Regions from separate parts of the Homo sapiens genome. Here region 1 is linked to region 2. A link is a loop called in an ENCODE intact Hi-C map of the cell type or tissue named here. Cell type or tissue: mammary epithelial cell. All regions are shown on one strand. Each heading gives the region's core, and the rest is flanking DNA. Links, peaks and the distances in the headings are about the cores only.

Region 1 (4,973 bases), core at 1,000-3,499, 210 kb after region 2:
TGGCTTCTACCATCCGCCATTTGTTTAATTAATTTTCGATTTCAGTATGCACGTATCAGAATTGTTAATGCATATCCCCATGAGAACAAACTTTATTAAATAGAGTAAGGTACAAAACTCATATGAGAGAAGAGGCCTTGGTGACTGACCATAGATGGGGTTATCTTAGCCTGCTTGTGTTGTTATAAAAGAATACTTAAGGCTTGGTAATGTATAAAGAAAATAGGTTTACTTGGTTCATGGTTCTGCAGACTGTACAAAAAGCATAGGACCAATACCTGCTTCTGATGAGGGCCTCCGGCTGCTTCTACTCATGGTGGAAGGGAAAGGTGAACCACTGTGGGCAGATCACATGGGGAGAGAGGAGGCAAGAGGAGGGAGGAGGAGGTTCTACACTCTTCAACAACTAGCTCTTGAGGGAACTAAGAGTGAGAACTCACTCCCATGAGGATGGCAGCAAGCCATTCATGAGAGATATACTCCCATGACCCAAACCTCCCAGTGGGCCCTACCTCTGACATTGGGGATGAAATTTCAACATGATATTGTCTTTGGAGGGGAGGCCAAATATCCAAACCATAGCAATGAATCTTATTTGCAGCTGGCCTGTGTTGGTTCAGTGCTTAACTCCAGTGGTATTTGGGAGTCTGGTAAAGACCCTCAGCCAAAATATTAATTGATTGTTCTTGCTGGTGATTTATAAGATGCTGTTTAAAGTCCAGAACTCCCTGGGAGGCATGCTTCAGCAGTATGTCTATATTATTTCTTAAACATATGTAGATTGATGATTTGCATTTGGTTTACATGTTTACCCAGCCTGATTTAAGCTACGTAATGAGTGGGGTATACAAAATCCCTCTGTAAGCTGTGCCTTAGCTTCCCAAGACCAAGGGATTACACACATATCAAGAAGAAAGTGCTCTTTCTCATGATATAGAAATATTTCTTCATGTTACTGATAATGCAATAAAGTGTATATGCTTCTGAGTGATTTGCTAATGTGTATGTCAGCAACACATTCAGTATCCAGAATGGCTTGAAGTTATGCCTTCAGGGCCAAAAATAACATAATGTTAAATTCTGTAGATTCAATAACAGAATTTATTAAGAAATCTGCACTGTGAGGTAAATGATTAAACACTGACTCTTTCTCAACATTAGATAATTCTTTTTATTCATCAGAGAAATGTGATTTATGACACATTTAAAAGCATGTTTAAGGCCGGGCATGGTGGTGTATACCTGTAGTCTCAATTACGTGGGAGGCTAGGGTGGGAGGATTGCTTGAGCCTAGTAGTTCTAGGCTTCAGTGCGCCATGATCACACCTGTGAATAGCCACTGCACTCCAGCCTGGGCAACATAGCAAGATCCCATCTCTAAAAAGAAATTTTGTTTTAAAGCATGTTTAAAACATACATACACCAGCCTGGCCAACATAGTGAAACCCTGCCTCTACCAAAAATACAAAAATTAGCTGGGCGTGGTGGCACGTGCCTGTAATCTCAGCTACTCGGGAGGCTCAGGCAGGAGAATTCCTTGAACCCGGGAGACAGAGGTTGTGGTGAGCTGAAATTGTGCCACTGTGCTCCAGCCTGAGCAACAGAGGGAGACTCTGTCTCAAAAAACAAACAAACAAACAACAAAAAAACCATACATAGAAATGTTCCAGTAGAATACAAAGAACCACTTTCTAGAACTGAATGCACCAGAGAGGATTAGAAACCCACTTATTCTCTCCCAGCTTCAAGTATTTAACGTTCCTACTTTTGCACGTGGCAGCCTTGCTGACTCAGATCCGAGGGCGTTGAAAGACAGATTCACAATTTCTGGTCCATATTTGATGCAAATATTTAGAACTATCTAGCAGAGCTTGCTGCCTTTCCAACAATCCAGTTAGTGAATTGAGAATGTTCTCATTTAATAGAAATGAAAGGTAAACGAAGGATCCACCTGGCCATGGGACTGGAGGAATGACCCAAGCCATGCTTCATAGAGGCACAGATAGACACCCTCAGGGAAGCCGAGACCCTTTGAAAAAAGGGCCTGGTGTGTGTATTTTCACACTGCCCCCTGCTGGCTGACACTGGAACATTGATTCTTCCTGCTGACACTGGAACATTGATTCTCCTGTGGCTCTAAGACGACCTAACAGGATGAGGCCAGCGGGCCCCCCGCAAGGAAACTTGAGCTAGAGGCAGTTGGATTTGGCTGAGACGCTCTCCTCAGGGAAGGCCAGGTCTGGGAGTGGGTTTGAACAGCAGTGGAGAAATAACTTCCATAGGGCATGTCAGAGTAAGTTCTAGTGTTTCCAAGAGAATGGGACAGGATCTTAGTGGAATTTAGAAGCCAGGCAGGTGGAAAAGCATTGAGGACCCCATCCCAAGGGCTCGAGTCCCTAGAGACAGCCTGGAAAGATTGGGTGCCAGCTGCAGAGAGGAGAGCAAGGCGACCAAACGCAGGGTAAGGTCTGGAGGTGCTCATAGTTCACTACGGGACATGTACATGGAAGTGAATAATTATGTCACAAGGTGCCAAGGGGGCTAGTTACCTCACATAGGATCTTAGAAAAGGTCTCCTGGAGACCATGTCTGAGCTGGTCCTGAGGTGTGAGTAGGGATTCTCCGCAGGGCGGGGAAGGACTTGAAAGAGTCTGGCAATATGGAGCACATCAGGATTATGGAAGGTGAGCTTGGAGAACAAGGCAGAGTCTAGCCTGTGAAAGGCCTCTTGCAATTTGTTGAGGATCCATGACCTTCTCCCATGCATGGTGAAATGCCCTTAAAGGATTTTGAATAGATTTAAAAGACACTCAAAAACAAAAAACGGTAGATTCAAAATAGACGGTAGGGATCGCTTTCTTCCGTTTTCTTTGAAGGATCAGAAGTGTTTACCACCACCTGGATTGTTTTTGGGCTTTCAGGTGAGTGGGAAAACAAAGAAATTCATGCCTGATCATGTTGAGCCACTTATATAATGTTGCTTTGACACTAATGGAGATGTAACTTCTTTTAAGACATAATAGAATCTCCTAAGTGGGTGTGGGAGTCGTAAGAAGGAGGAATCTGGGCTTCTACAAGCAAGATAGCATGTATTCATTTATTCAGTCAGTCAGTCGCTGGATCGATGCGCTTAGCTTTGTGCTCTGTGCTGGGTGCTGTGTGGGATATAAAAGAAGGTGAGGCCGGGTGCGGTGGCTCATGCCTGTAATCCCAGCACTTTGGGAGGCCAAGGCAGGTAAATCATGAGGTCAGGAGATCGAGACCGTCCTGGCCAACATGGTGAAACCCTGTCTCTACTAAAAATACAAAAATTAGCTGGGCGTGGTGGTGTGTGCCTGTAATTCAGCTGCCTGGGAGGCTGAGGCAGGAGAATAGCTTGAACCAGGGAGTCGGAGGTTGCAGTGAGCAGAGATTGCACCACCGCACTCCAGCCTGGCAACAGACGAGACTCCGTCTCAAAAAAAAAAAAAAAAAAAAGAAGCTGAAATTCCAGCTCTTATCCCCCAAGGAATCTGTACATCTGTACTCTGCTTGGGAATCCACAGAAGAAGGAAAGAATGCCAGCAAAGTAAGATCATGCTGCATGACCTCAAGATAGATGTTAAGGACATTTTGATGGGATAAAGGGAATCTTTGCTAGTTCAGAGATGAGCTTTACTGGCTTTGAGCTAAGTGATAGACATAAGTGGGTGGAGTGCAACTGGGGAGAATTTCAGGCCTGGGTAAGGGCCAAGTGTGAATGGATGGTCTCATGTAGGAAGCCATCAGGATAGGCATAGCAAATCCAGGAGTCCTCTAACGATGGAAGGAAGACCTTTGCTGATGTAGGAATCGCATTGCAGGTCAGTACTCCTCAGTGAACCTGGAGACCCTGTTGCTTCCTGTTCCCTACCTCAAGGCACTCAGTCTTACAACTTTGGGCTACCTCTCTGAGACAGTAGACTCTGGAGATACTAGCCATATCTTCATCTTTAACATTCACTCAAGATGAGCTGATAAAGCACCTCTTTCATGAAATAGCCCTATAATTTCTATGATTAGAAGTTGAAACTACTCTCATCACATCTTTTGATGTTTATATGAACACTCTTCTGTTAAAAAAAAGATTGCCCTAGTTTTTAGGGCTAATATTAGATGTTTCTGGCATATTCTTTACAAAGCCTTCAAACTAAGTTATGGTATAATATTTGCAATTAGAAAAACAAATACCCAAGGCATGTTTAGAGGTATTTATATGTTTTCTGGTGTCAATTGGAGGTGGAGAGGCCACCAGTGCTCTGAATCCACAAGCTAAGATGAGCTACTTGTTAGGCTTGGCTGTTTGGAATTGTCTGTTCTTTGCAAAAAGCAGACGAAATGAAGTTATGGTAGTTAGTGGGATGAGTGGGCCACCCAGAAAAGTCAAAGTTCAGGTTGGACTCATTTTCTCATGTATTTAAGTGTCTTTGCCATTTGTTTACCTTCTCCTGTGCCTCCACCTCTCATCATTAGGAGATGGGACCAGCATGCTCGGAAGCCCACTCAGCCTATGCACTCAGCAGGTTGGAACTATTAGGGAAGTATAGCCTTTGGGAGCTGTCCTTAACCAATGATGGACAGATCTTGGTGTATAAATTCCCCAGCTCCCTCGCCCTGCAGGCAGCATAACCCTGAGGAATATGTTCTACTCTGGCATCCAGGGGCCTCCCAAGCAGAGTGAAGCTCCGGTTGCCCATGCAATAAACATGCTAACACAGCCTTTTTGGGCTACCTTCCCTTCCCTTTTTCCATTCCCCACTTGCAGCATTTGCAGGGATCACCTCCCGAATAAACCACTTGTACATGAATCCTTGACTTGGCATCTAGTTCTTGGTGAATCCAGCCTCAGGCAATGAGTAACTCACATAGAGACGGCCTGCTATCTAAGTATAAGCGAAGATGAAGGAAGACTCTATTTTCTTTGGACCTGATCAAGTTTATTTACAATCTTCATT
Region 2 (4,973 bases), core at 1,525-4,024:
ATTTCTTATATAGCATATGTTTAGAGAGCAATGTGGCTTATGCATTGCGTTTTATAACCAGGTTTACACTCATTATTTAGCTTTGTCCCTATCTTGATGGTTTTAGCATCCATGCTTAGCAGTCTTGTATACTAGTTAGTGGCCTCTGTGAATTCCACTTCTATATTCCAACCTGGTTGGAATATAGCTTCAGGCTTTCTTTCCCTCCTTTTCTTTTGAGCTCATGCACATCTAAAACTATCTTGTTTGGCTTTCACACATGAAGGGCACCTTATCTGGGTATAAAATTCCTTGTTAAGACCTTTCCCTCAGTTTGTGTTTGTGTTATTGTCTTCTGACATTTAATACTGCTGTGGACAACCCAGGTGCTAAGCTTAATTCAAGCTAACACTTAAGCAAACCAAACATTTTCTCCTCCCTGGATGTGTCTACGATTCTTTCATCCTGTGGTTAAATTATTTTGCTAGGATGTGTCCAAGTATATGATTTTGCATGAACCTAGAATGCCCTTTTAGTCCCTTTACTCAGATTTTTCTTAATCTCAGAATAGTTTTTTAGTCTACATCTTTTATATTAGGTTATTGAAGTCTGCTCCATTTGTTCTTTTTTTTTTTTTTTTTTTTTTTTTGAGTCAGAGTCTTGCTCTGTCGCCCAGGCTGGAGTGTGGTGGTGCAATCTTCGCTCACTGCAACCTCTGCCTCCCAGGTTCAAGCGATTCTCCTGCCCTCAGCCTCACAAGTAGCTGGGATTACAGGCACGTGCCATCACACCCAGCTAATTTTTGTATGTTTAGTAGAGATGGGATTTCACTGTGTTGGCCAGGCTGGTCTCAAACTCCTGACCTTAGGTGATCGTCTGCCTCAGCCTCCCAAAGTGCTAGGATTACAGGTGTGAGCCACCACACCCGACCTCATTTGTTCTTTTTGAAAAAGTTTTATTGAGGTGTATTACACATCATGATAGTCATCATCTTAAAATATACAATTTAGTGGTTTTTAGTATACTGTTATTCACAAAGCTGTACAGCCATCACCACAATACAATTTTAGCACTTTTTTTCATCCTGCAGAGAATCCTAAAACCCATGAATAGTCACTCCCATCCCCACCCCAGCCCCAGGCAATCATCGATGAACTTTCTGCCTCTGGATTTGCCTACTCTGGATGTTTTGTGTAAATGGAATCATACAGCATAGCTGGCTTCATTGCCCCTTTTGTTTCTAAGTCTGCTTGAGAGGCACTGATGAGTCACAGCTTGGCCTTGTTCTTTGCTTTTTCCTGCCCAGCTCTGTCTCGGAATAGCCTTAGCCTTTCTGTAGTTTTCCTTGTCTCTCAGAGTTTCTCAGGTCTGTCACCCACCTCCGTTTCAGTCTTTTGTGATGCCATTTCTCTGGCTTACTTCTGAGTTAGTGCTGGTTCTTCATTTCCCTACTGTTCTTCCCCACCTCAGCGTCTTGTTTTTGATCCATTTTCTCCATATAATTGTCAATCTTGTTTCCTCTTTTAAAAAAATACCAACTTAAAAAATGTTTTTCTTCCTTTATTCCAACTGTGGGTTTTTGTTTTTGTTTTAAATTTTCTTTTGGCTCCTGCAACAAATCTTCTCTGATGTTAGAGTCTTCACAGCATGTCCTGAATACCGTTCTTGGCTCCCCTAGGCGTGTTGACCTGATGGGTTGGATGTGTCATGTGCGGACCTGTGTTCTGGGCGCTTGTGGTGGTGGGTCTCCTGCCCTGAGCAGTTGAAGCACCTGGCTCCCAACCTTCTCCCCAGTTTCTGCTAAGGTGTCACTTCTGGTCAGGTGGTGTCATCCTCTTATCCCACTGCTGAGCTCCTCAAAGTTTCTGTGAATGAGGAATACTTACAGCTGCTTTTCTCCAGGAATTGTCCTGGTTCTTTTTCTGTCTTTATCTCAGGGACTCCCATCTTCTAAGATGTCCCTTGCTGATGGTCGATGCCTCTTCTGCCTGGCTGTTTGTCATCTGAGCCTCGAGTTCCCTTTCTGGATTTGGGAAGGGCAGTCTGGTGTTAGGGAGATGGAGGCAGGTATTTGCATATTCCACAGGGCAGAGGGTGCCCACTGCCCAGGTTCCTGGTAGGCCCTGGCTTGGAGTCAGGACTGGGAAGGGCAAAGTCTGGCCACAGGTGTGACTTCTTTCCTAGTCCTGATGTCAGACTGTCAGTGTGCATGCATCACTTTTGTGTCTTCATGGGTACTTCCACTGTTCAGTAGGAATCAGTGGAGACCTGCCTGCTGGATGCCACGTTGAACTGGACCCCAGCAGTCAGCTCTCCAATGTGACAGTTACTTGTTGGCTTTGCCTACCTTTTAATGATGAACTCCTACCTTGAGATCTGAAATTTTTTGAGCTTTGAAAACAATTGTCTTTGGGCCCTGATTGGGGAAATGGAAACTTACCAGGTAGTAAAATTAATCTCCCTTTTCACTGAGCTGGAAGCAGCATGGGTGGACTTATTCATCTGAACTGAAGGGTTTACAAAGATAGGTTTTAATTTTCCTTCTTAGTGCAGGTTTGAGACGTATTCTCAGCAGCTGCTTGGTTTCTACAATAGACTATCCAGCCTGCCATGGAGAAACCTGCTACAGATTGATGTTAAGGAAACCATAATAGAGGCATGCAGTAACTGTTTGTAACCGGGTGGTGGCTGTTGTGTAACACAAATAGCATTTCTAATGAGGTGGTGCGGTTATACAATTTTGGCCAGCCTGTGTGGGTTATAAAAGCTGAAATTCCTTCAGCACCTGAGAGCGTCTCATGCTGAGTACCAGGACAATCGCAGGGTTGCACAGACACCGGCACAGAAGTGGTGGGTGACGCACTGATTAGAGGACATTTCTGTGGAAGGGTGGAGTTTCACTTTGAAGGTAAGGCCATTTGGCGGTTCTGCTTTGGGGAATGAGTTGTGAGGATATACAGATTGATTACTATCTGTTTGTGTCTGTGTGCATTTGGGTCTGCGTGTATCTGTTTCCATGTGAGTATCTGAGTGTTTGTATCTCTGGTGATGTTTCTGATTTTCTACATATATGTCTGTTTCTGTGTGTGTGCGCGCCTGTGTGTGTGTGACTGTGCCTGTGTAGGTGGGTGAGAAGTTCTCAGTTTTGCACAGCTGCATTACTAGAAAATCTCCAAAGGGTTTCTTAGTGCTGTCAGACATAATTTAAATATCAAAAACTGAACATTAACATTTATGCACTTCTTAGAAGGCACCGCCCTTAGGTATGTGAGAGAGAATAGCAATAAAAACTTCATCTGCAGCGAGTAAAATTTCTGTGTTTTTCAGGTGCTTATTTACTTTCCAGAGTAAATAAAGTAAAAACGATGTAAGTAAATTACTTATTTTCAGAGTCCAATCTAGTGCCAGGATTGCCAAAGCTCTGCTGTGTGTTCTTTTATGTTTTCCTTTTTTTTTTTTTTTTTTGAGATGGAGTCTCGCTCTGTCACCCAGGCTGGAGTGCAATGGTGCGATCTCGGCTCACTGCAATCTCCGCCTCCCAGGTTCAAGCAACTCTCCCGCCTCAGACTCCCAAATAGCTGGGATTACAGGTGCCTGCCACCACGCCTGGCTACTTTTTTTCTATTTTTAGTAGAGATGGGGTTTCACCATGTTGAGCAGGCTGGTCTCAAACTCCTGACCTCAGGTAATCCATCCGTCTTGGCCTCCCAAAGTGCAGGGGTTACATGTGTGAGCCACCGTGCCCAGCCTATGTTTTCCTTCTATGCAGAGTTTCAGAAGTCTGATGAAAAGTAAGTAAACAACCAAAAAGGAATATAAGTGAAACAAACTTCATGGAGAGCTAGAGTGTCTTATAGCTGAGTGCAGATATATTTTTAATTCTTTTAAGGTCTTTGGGTTATTAAAAAATGTCAGGTTCAGATACCAGAAAAAAGCAAGACATCTGTAGCATACAATTCTAAGTGATTGCAGTCTCTGTATTTAATGAATATAATTTTTAATGAATTGCTTAGGAAGAACACACTCCTGTGCAGGAAAAAGAGTGTATAACATACAGGCATGGAATATTTAAAGCCTCCCATTTATTGAAGATCAGGGAAAAGCTTTGCAATAATTTTGATCACCACGTATGTGGTGTTAACCTGGGGAAGAATTAGTGTCCCAGCCCCAGATAATTGCAGTGCAGTTTAGGCAAACCCACTCTTCAGCCCTTAGGTAATCTATTAGAGCAGGTGAATCCCTCAGAGCTCCCTTTTCCTTATCTTGGGAGAGTCTGCAGGGAAGAGGAACTCTTGGTATACTGGACTAGTGGGGAGCAGGGGGTATGGTGTGGTGGGGAGAAACAGTACTGCACAAGAGATTTGCAAATGGAATGTCTTCCAGATGAGACCGGGAAAGTGGTTGGTGTTGAGAGGACTGAATAAATGGGCCAAAGTCCAGCAAAACCAAGCAGGCGTAATTGGGTAGTTAGGAAATAGAGGCAAAGTGGAGCTGGATCTTTCTCTGCAGGTGAAAGAAGGAAATTTGGCTTTGGTCCTTGGAGAATGACATGGTCTGAAGAGCAGATCACAGAGAGGGCTGGTGAGTCCGTTGAGTTACTTGAGATGCTTCTCCCAGCACCTGAGCCTGCCTTCTCCCAGCAGGGGCAGCTCTGGCAACAGTAGCTGGAGGTGACCAAGTGCCCTACTGAGGCTTCCTCTTCAGGGACTGTGCTGGAAAGAGGATGGAGCAGGCATCCCAGACACAGTGGGACTGAATCAGCAGGGCACAGCCATCTCCTGGAAGTTATCCAGGCTCCCAAGATTTTTGTATTGGGTGAGCCAGGGGGAGCATCAAATGACAAAAGGCATCTGGAGACCTGGAAGAGAAGAAAGCATTCTTTCTATTCCCTGAAAGTAACTCACAAATTTTCCTCAGCTTCCTTCAGAATGACTTTTAGATATGACCTTCTCAGGCCTATTCTGGTCTTTTGGCCTTTTCTTCAGAGTCTCGTT

The links. Peaks named below come from ENCODE experiments on the same cell type or tissue, not always from the same donor. Only the 100,000 strongest peaks of a DNase experiment are listed, where the experiment ranks them.
Region 1: a loop joins it to region 2, with 4 times the contacts of the local background. A loop is called at or near these places in 14 of 110 quality-filtered maps.

The regions. Positions count from the first base shown.
Region 1 is chr20:4,738,088-4,743,060 of GRCh38, reverse strand. PRNT (prion locus lncRNA, testis expressed) reads left to right here and starts at 2,393. Exons shown (of 2, transcript NR_024269.1): 1 at 2,393-2,461. In mammary epithelial cell, for the core only: a CTCF peak has its summit at 2,065 (motif pointing left); no DNase peak of the experiment used is centred there.
Region 2 is chr20:4,947,759-4,952,731 of GRCh38, reverse strand. The region is part of intron 2 of SLC23A2 (solute carrier family 23 member 2); the gene reads left to right. Among named protein-coding and RNA genes, the nearest start is that of SLC23A2, 51 kb to the left of the region's middle. RefSeq lists a silencer at 3,131-3,180. In mammary epithelial cell, for the core only: a CTCF peak has its summit at 2,651; no DNase peak of the experiment used is centred there; H3K27ac peaks cover 426 bases.